Regions from separate parts of the Homo sapiens genome. Here region 1 is linked to region 2. A link is a loop called in an ENCODE intact Hi-C map of the cell type or tissue named here. Cell type or tissue: CD14-positive monocyte. All regions are shown on one strand. Links, peaks and the distances in the headings refer to the core of each region. The heading gives the core; the rest is flanking DNA.

Region 1 (4,398 bases), core at 241-4,240, 97 kb after region 2:
TCATGGGACAGGGAGATGAAGAAACTATATTTTTATTCTGATTTGATTCCTCTGTGGGGGTCTTTCAACTGATTGGCTTCAGCCATTCCACTGGAATTTGGGATCTCAAAGACATCTTAAGTGATGATTAAACAAAAGCCTTATAATTCTGTCAGAGATCTTGTCTACAGCAGCAATGGGGATGCAAATTGTCACTATCTAGTGCTATGTGATTTTGGCAAGGAAGTGGGCCAAGTGCAGCATGATTGATGTTTAATTATAACCATATTTCTGTTCATAATTCTTGTTAACCCTGTGAAGATGGCTTCACTTGCTTATTGGCTGAAGGTCTGCAAGGACTCAATTCACATATCTGATCATACCTGGAGTCCAGACTTTCTCCTGATGCCTGGTAAGAACCCTAGGTTCAAGGATGCATTTACTGTGTCTCTGAAATTTTCCTCCTAACCTCAGGATTAGTTCTCACTCAGAGCTCCAGTCTCTACTCCATGCATTTCTTATCCACACTCTTTTCCAGGCATCCCATTTTTTTACAGTTCCTAAACTTGCCACACTAATCCATGCATCCATGCCTCTGCCTTAAAATGCCCCTCTTCTTTCCCACAATTATCTTGCTCTTGTTCTTTTTCTAGGGCTCATATCATGTGTCTTCTTTCCCATGCAACCTTTTTAGATCCGCCCAAGCAGAATTTACTACTCCCTTCATTGTGTCATCACAAACCTATGCCATATTTGCACTTAACTCATTGCATTGCCATTATAAATTTGTTTTTCCATGGCAGAAACTGTTAAGACTCAGCAACAGTGTGTTGTGTGTTCCTCTATATTTCCCAGACCCCTTTGCCATTAGGTCGGCTCCGTATGACTGAGTTCTAGCCAGTGAGGTATGGGCAGAAGTGATGTGTACCAATTGCGAGCTCGACTTTTGAAATCATCCCACGTGATCCTCCTGCCATCTACCAGCCATCCTTTTTGATCTTGAAGGTCTTATGCCTCAGATTGTGTAACTACAGGATGAAGGAAGGCCACTCAACCCACACTTGGACATGATGTAAGCAAGAAATAAACTTGTAATGTATTAAGCCACTAAAATGTTGGGTATGTTGGGCAGATGGCATTAATTACCTTGATTAATATGATATCTGTTTTTCCTGTTATTTGTGAGTTCCTTGTGGATGAGGATGTTGACTAGTTATCTAGGCATTCTTAACACCAAGCAAAAGTACAATAACTAAGAAAGGCAAGTGAAGACATTTCTCATGAAATTTCAAGTAAGGGCATTTCAAGTTCTTGCACAGCTAAAGTTTTCAAGGCCCAGTGCCACATTCTCATCTTGGCTGACAATCAGATAAGAGAATTCCTACGTGGCTGCAGCTTTATCAGCTCGGGTGGGTTGCAAAGTCAGCCACTGAAGATTGGCTGCCTGTTTGTACCTTGTGTTTTCTGCTATAGTTCTCTTTTCCCTTCTTTTGTGCTGTGGAAATATATTAGCAGAGCACTCAGATTTCATGTTCAAGGTTAGAATACAGTTATTCCTGCTTTATGTTTCTTCATTCACTCCATCTCTGATTCTGAAAAGGGAGGGAATAGTCAGGTCCATCTTCCCTCTGAGAGTCTGCTCTGACCACCAGCCTCATGACAAATGTTTGTGATGGACTCTACCAGATAGAACTAAGGAATTGGTGAATGGAGGAGCACAGGCTGTGTGGACGTCCATATTGATTACAAATATCATAACTGATTTGAACTATATTATTTATATAAATCTCGAAGACTTCTCTAAAAATTTCAATTTCCTAGGTCAATGGCCAAAACATATAGTATTGGTTGTGGCAAGAACCAAGAGTCAAGTCAACTAAGTACCAGTTGTATAAATGTTATTTCATTTCATCCTCTAGAGCAATTCTAGGGAGCTGCATGCCTGTTTATCAGATGAGGGAAAGAGATTCACACGGGCTGGTTAAGCATGTCTAGAATCCCACATTTGCACACATCACAGGCTGTCTAGCTCTCTGTCCTTGTTGTTTCTACTCTACTGTGCTCTGTGACCTCATTTCTCAGTTTCCTTATTGAGCCTCGTTTAACTGCCCGGTGTCCTATGCGTGTCCCAGCTCCTCAGTTCCTGCTGGCATGAGCTGGTACATGTGATTTTTGTTCTCTGTCATTGTTTCCTCTTTTGAAGCAATTTGCTGCTTTGACAAGAGAAGACACAAACCACATTGAGTGCACTTTCTCTTTCAGTGAGAGCGCTCCTTCCTCTCTCACTACACTGGGGTATGGTCACCCCAGAAAACTTCTACTGTTATTCTGGTTGGAAGACAAAAATTTGAGACTGTTGCATATTTTTCTTCCCACTAAGACTGAGAAAGAATTATCTCAAGTGAACTAAATTCTGTGGTCATGAATAGATCACACTGATTGATTATCCGGGAGGTACTAGATTATTCTCAGAACAGAGTCCTTACCTCCTGTTTTTAGAAAGTCTGAATGTCTGGAGTTTCATCTAGGAAGAACAGTTAATTAAGGCTTCTTAAAGGTACTGAGACACTACAGTGAAGATCATGTTGGATTCTGCAGCTTGAAAAGAAGCCAGGTGGAGACAAAAGAGATGGTAAATACCTACTCATAGTGGGCGTGGGCTCGTATCTCTGTGCAGCTCCTCTGTGGCTTTCTGTCCTTCAGATTCATAATGTGCCTGCTGTCAAAATTCCTACTTGGCATGATAATAAAGGAATACATTATAGAGTTAGGAAGACTCGATTTCCAATCCCAGCTCAGTCACTCATTAGCTCACTGGTTGTGTATCTTGGGCAAGTCAATTCACTTTTTAATCGTCTCAGTTGTCTCACATGTATGTAATTAGTATGTGGAATAACCATAATGCTTGGGGTATAATCAAGGTGCAGCAGTTTTTCTGCCTCCTCCTCCTCGTCTTATACTGTTCTTTTGAACTTTTTTTTTTTTTTTTATTGGAGAAGGGCTTTTCTATGCCGTTATACAAAAGCTCAGGAGTCTCCATGGCTTTTCTGTTCACTCTCAGAAAACCTGTGTCTACTTTAAATAAAGGAATACGAAATGAACAATAAAACACACTAGTAATTCTGGAACAACAAGTCCAGCCCAGACGTTAATCATGACTTTAATCTTCATTCAAATATAAGACTTCCCCTGCCTGGGGAAGACCTACATTTCATGGCCACCTGCCTTCAGGGAAGAGAGTGTGATGACGTGACATTTCTTTCTTGTCCCAGCATTTACTCCTTTCCCTTGTTGGCTAGCAGAGGTTTTGCCCTTGCCAGGGTGAAAATTTATAGAGCGTGGAGGGCAAAAGAGGATACAAGAAAGTTCTTATGCATCTGACAACTGGTGTTCTCCTTCTCTGGCTCCTTGCTTTTGAGGTCTGGCAGAGTTTAGAGCCCCCTTGTATTTCTCTCTCAAAGGACACTTTCATGAGCTATTTGGGAATTCCTTTTGCTTAGATCCTTTTTTGCAAAATCCTTAACCTCCAAGGAGGATCCCTAGCTGTTATCCACTTTTATCTCCTACCTGCTGGGGCCCACTTACCTCTCTAGTTTTAAAAAATGGTCTATGGTAGGCAGAATCCCAAAATGACCATAAATAAACTTTACCTTTGTATAATTCCCTCCCCTTGAAAGTGAGTGGAATCTTAGACTATGATGAGATATGACTTCTGTGATTGTTACACTACATGGGAAAAAAAGATCTGCACATGCAACTAATGTTAATTCTTTAGTTGACTTTGTACTTAAGTATAGGTTACTTTTGCAATCACTTGACTTTGAGTTAAACAAAAGGGAGAATATTCAAGTTAGCTGCATCTAATCACACAAACCCTTTAAATCTGGGCCTAGAGGTCAGAGACAGAGGAAGTCATATATTTGAAGTGTGAGAGGGATTTTCTGTTGCTGGTTTTTAAGATGGATGAGGCCATGTGGTAAGTAATGTGGGTGGCATTTAGGAGCTAAGAGCAGCCCCAGCTGATAGCTAGCAAGGAAACAAGGACTTTCATTCTAGAGCAGCAAGTAACTGAATTTGGCCAACAACCTGAATGAGCTTGGGAGCAGATTCTTCCCTGGGGCCTCTGGAAAGGAATGCAGCTCAGCTGGTACCTTGATTATAGCTCCTTAAGGCCCTGAACAGAAAACTGAGTTATGCTGTGCCTGGACTTCTGACCTGCAGAAATGTAAGCTAGTAAATGAATGGCATTTTAAAGCACTAAGTTTGTGATACTTTGTTACACAGCATTGGAAAACTAATACAGTGCCTAAGAGGAGCCTGTGCTGCCTGTTTTATGCATACCACTATTGTTGGGTGCCTGGAAAATACATATCCTTTGCACTGACAAAACCTGCAAATGCACACCTTTACTAATGCACT
Region 2 (4,398 bases), core at 99-4,098:
AGCTAGTGAAGACCATTTACCAGGTGCCTATAATACATAAAATAAGGAAAATGTCATTTTCAAAGGCTAATCCCCACTTTTTTATGATGCAAACAAGAAATTCTGATTTTGAGCCTGGTAGAAGGAGGGAAAAACTTGCTTGGTGATTCTAGAAATGTGGCAGTGGCATGCTAATCTGGGTACAAAGGTTATGCACATTTTATTTTTCCCCCAGAGCTATCATCTTTCTCACAGCTTGTTTCCTTCTCTTTTTATGAAATGTTGCTGGTGAATGCAGAGGACTTTTATTTTGTTAAAAGGAGCTTTATTTGAGACATGTTTCCTTAACGACAGACTTTTTATATATAGAAACAGCACTGCCTGATATTTTTAAAACTTCTTCTGGAATCAAAATCTAAGTCACTTTATATTGGGTAAGTTCGGGGGTCGGTGAAAGGGGTCCACGACATCCTTTAATTACTGGGCTCCTAGACAACTGGGCTGCAAATTGCTTCACCAGTTCTCTTTGTGAATTCCATGCCTGCTACAGACCTGGCAGCAATCTGTACCAGGAAGGCTGGAGAGGATGCTGGCAGCTGTCACCTCATCTCTCATCACCTTCTAGTTCTTTCCTTCTCTCTTTCTCCTCCTTTTTCCTTTGCTTCCCTCTAGCTTAGCAGTTTAATAGCATACTAGGTTCTTCTCCATAAATAGATCCCAAGCTTGGCTGCATCACCAGTCACTTGGATAAGCTAATTAAAACTATAGATTCAGGGGCCTCATCCCAGATATTCTGAATTAGACCTGAGAGTCTGGATTTCTAAGCTTCTTCCCAGGTGATTCTAAGCCTGCCAGCCTGTCCTGTTCTTTGATCATATAAAGAACAACTTATTGACTGGGCACGGTGGCTCACGCCTATAATCCCAGCACTTTGGGAGGCCAAGGTGGGCGGATCACTTGAGGTCAGGAGTTCGAGACCAGCCTAGCCAACATGGTGAAACGCCATCTCTACTAAAAATACAAAAATCAGCCGGGCATGGTAGTGCGCGTCTGTAATCCCAGCTATTCAGGAGGCTGAGGCAGGAGAATCGCTTGAACTGGGGAGGCAGAGGTTGCAACAGAGCGAGATTCCATCTCAAAAAAGAACAAATTCCTTATTTATTCATTTATTTATTTTTGAGATAGGGTGTCACTCTGTTGCCCTGACTGGAGGGCAGTGGCATGATCACAGCTCACTGCAGCCTCAAACTCTTGGGCTTATGTGATCCTTTCACCTTAGCCTCTTGAGTAGCTGGGGCTACAGGTGTGTGCCACCACACATGGCTAATTTTTAAAAATTTTTTATAGAGACGGAGTCTTGCTTGTTGCTCAGACTGGTTTTGAACTCCTGGCCTCAAGTGATCCTCCCACCTCAGCCCCCTGAAGTGCTGGGATTACAAGTGTGAGCCACTGTGCCTGACCAAAAACAACTTTGTATTGCACAGAGCGTTGTTTGTATGTGAATACATCTGATCCTTGCAATTACCCCGTAGACAGATATAGAAGCTGAAGCTCAGGGAGCTTAAGTAATCTGTTGAAGGTCAACTATTTATTCACTCACTTATTAATTGAATCACTGAGTGATTTATTCTTTCATAATATATATTTTTTTATGGCCCAGGCCCTGTGACAGAACAGAAAATATGGAGACCAGTAAATCATGATAGCTCTCCTCAAAGTATTCTATCTAAACTCTAACGGATTGCTCAGCTCATTGCTGCTGAAACCGAGACTCAAAAGATTTTATACTTTTAAAAAACTTTTTATTTTGAAATAATTATAGACTCACAAGAAGTTGTAAAAATAGTGCAAAGACTTCCTGTCTTTGCATCACCCAGCTTCTCCCTGTGGAAACATCTTACAAAACTATCAAAATCAGGAAATAGACATTGGCGCAATATAATTAACTAGACTACAGATCATACTCAGATTTCACCAGCTTTTGTCCCAGACCATTTTTACTAAAGCATGAAGCTACCAGTGGACTATATAACCTGTGTAGCCTTGATACTGGTTCATAATCAAAATGGTTTCTAACCCCTGGGGTAATAGCTGCTGATCAAAAAATGCAGAACACACAAACTGTTCTCTGGATGAGTTTGCTTTTCAAAAAATAAAAACAAATGCAATACATAGTGGATGCTATTAATGCTCTGGCCAGATCACCTTTACTGGGCCAGTGCCCAGTAAAAAGGACTGCAGTCTTTCAAGAGCACAAAACTGAGCACAGAGCTGGAATTTGGGAGAACTGGGGTCTTTTCTCACCTGCTGTGAGTATTGGCTGCTACTGGCTTATGGCTCCCTCTTCTCCGGAAAATTGGCCCTCAGTCAAGCAAGAGCTGTCTGTGCCTGGCCCAAGATGTTATGCCCTCTTCCTACTTCCCAGAGCCCACAGCCAGTGACTGACTGATATGGGGGTAAAGAAAGCTTGTCCTCTTGCTTCAAGGTGGGACGCTGAGGCAATTAATGCTCCAGAGCTCCTAGTAGGATAAGCCTGAAGCTCATCTCCAGCTGAGACCACAGCCTTGCTCAGCTCCTTCCCATACCCATCTTGAGATCACCCCCTCCATAAATCTCATGCATCTGCATCCCTATGTCAGACTCTGCTTCCAGGGAATTTGAGCAAAGCTATATGCTTATTTTGTTTTCTTGTATCACCTTTTCATTTTAGAGAAGGGCAGTCCTACATTCAAAATTGATTTCCTCGTAGCACATTGAAACACCCCTCACACACTCACACAGATCTATACAGATACACAAACACATTCTCACCTGTACACCATCATCAACATTCTCACACACACCATAACCAAAGCAGTGTGGCAGATGGTGATAAGGTAATCCAGGTGTCCTTCTATTATGTGCATATACAAACGACACATTGACTACCACATCAATGGTTATGAATTTCATGTTACACTGAGTCTCATTAGTTTGTAGACATTACTTTGAGGTAATCAACACAGTGTGATTAGAAAGCAATTTTAAATGTAGCATAACATTTTAGCTGGAAGTTCAAATTACTGTCTCCCTGCCTCCCCATCTATGCAAAGTCAACTTTCAATTAGATGGACTGAACCAAACAGATCATTGGTTTATCCTTTAGCAGAGAATAACATCAATAAGACTGAAGGCTGATTGGCCTGCTTGAATGATTGTAGCCTGTACAAAATTATGAAGGACTGCAGTCTTTCAATAGCACAAAACTGAACACAAAGCTGGGATTTTGGAGTCCTGGGACTTCCCTCAACTGCCAGCTATGAAACCCTTGGCATGTTTCTTTAAAATCTCTGTCTTATTTTCCCATAAAATGGAGATAATATACCCTCTCTTGTGTGTCCCAGAAAACAAAGATAAAATTATTGCAGTGAAAGTGCTTTATAAGCTTATAAAGTACTGAGAGAAAGGTGGGTATCATTTTCCAGGGCCTCAGCCCTGGTCTTGAGCACTTCTTTCTCCATTTATTAAACATCCTCCCTTCTTCCCTCCTTTCTCCCAACCAAGCACTTGATGCTTTTTTTTTTTCCCTGCCAGTAAAGTCTCATCTCTTTTCTATGTCTTCTTTGAGGTACTCTGACTCTCTTGGAATTCATTTTCCTCAGGAATCTGACCAAGAAAAGGACATAAATATGATCTAACAATGCTATAATATGGCTGGAATTTTATAGGTACTTTAATCATCCTAGATGCTCGAAATCTAGATTCAAACACAAAAACAAAATGTGTCCAGTCTTTTGATTTGGCTTATTCTGCAATACGATTTTGTGTTGTTACAACCAAGATACTGCAAATAAACCCCAGTATTTTTCTATAAATAGCCCTTGTGTGCTCAGCATTTCTTTCATAAGGCATTTGCTGCTGTAGAATCACTCTTCCTCAGGTCACCATTCAGTCTGCTGTGATCACACAGCAGCTAAGGAGCTGGTAGGCATTCAAGGAAGGGGGGATATGGAGCATGTGGTGATGAGGCCAAGACTTCCAGGCTTGGAGACTACCTCTTCTGAGTTCAGTTTTCACTTTTTCTTGCTTCTGGAAATATACTATTAATTTCTTCCTTCCCACTTGAAATCAGATGTTAGCATCTTCTTTGAAGACCGCCTCCATATGGAGTGCCAAGAGCATCAAAATATAACAGTCCAGATTTTGTATGCTATAAAAGTATAGCATTTATTGACATGAAGTTAATTATATTGGAGTACACCAGAGGAAATAAAAAGATTAAACTTTTACCCAAGATGTTCCATTTCTCAAAATTTACACAAGTTACCATAAAACTTGTTCAGGAGATGTAGTCTAAACAGTCTAGTAGCCCAAGACACAATTCAAAGTCTAAGCCTTCTGGCATTTATTGCTGCCTATTTTCTGAGCCTGACTGGTAAA

What was found. Hi-C counts contacts between places; a loop is a spot of excess contacts. Peaks named below come from ENCODE experiments on the same cell type or tissue, not always from the same donor. Only the 100,000 strongest peaks of a DNase experiment are listed, where the experiment ranks them.
Region 1: it touches region 2 in a loop (3-fold over the local background); 1 of 110 quality-filtered maps calls a loop at or near these places.

Annotation. Positions count from the first base shown.
Region 1 is chr3:34,359,971-34,364,368 of GRCh38, forward strand. It overlaps LINC01811 (long intergenic non-protein coding RNA 1811), which reads left to right. Exons shown (of 9, transcript NR_183686.1): 5 at 301-391; 6 at 835-1,051. Among named protein-coding and RNA genes, the nearest start is that of LINC01811, 200 kb to the left of the region's middle. RefSeq lists enhancers at 1,883-1,952, 1,963-2,132. In CD14-positive monocyte, for the core only: no CTCF peak of the experiment used is centred there; DNase peaks (open chromatin) are centred at 951 and 2,131; H3K4me3 peaks cover 662 bases; H3K27ac peaks cover 2,568 bases.
Region 2 is chr3:34,262,956-34,267,353 of GRCh38, forward strand. The region is part of intron 2 of LINC01811 (long intergenic non-protein coding RNA 1811); the gene reads left to right. Among named protein-coding and RNA genes, the nearest start is that of LINC01811, 110 kb to the left of the region's middle. In CD14-positive monocyte, for the core only: no CTCF peak of the experiment used is centred there; a DNase peak (open chromatin) is centred at 1,876; H3K4me3 peaks cover 1,214 bases; H3K27ac peaks cover 2,537 bases.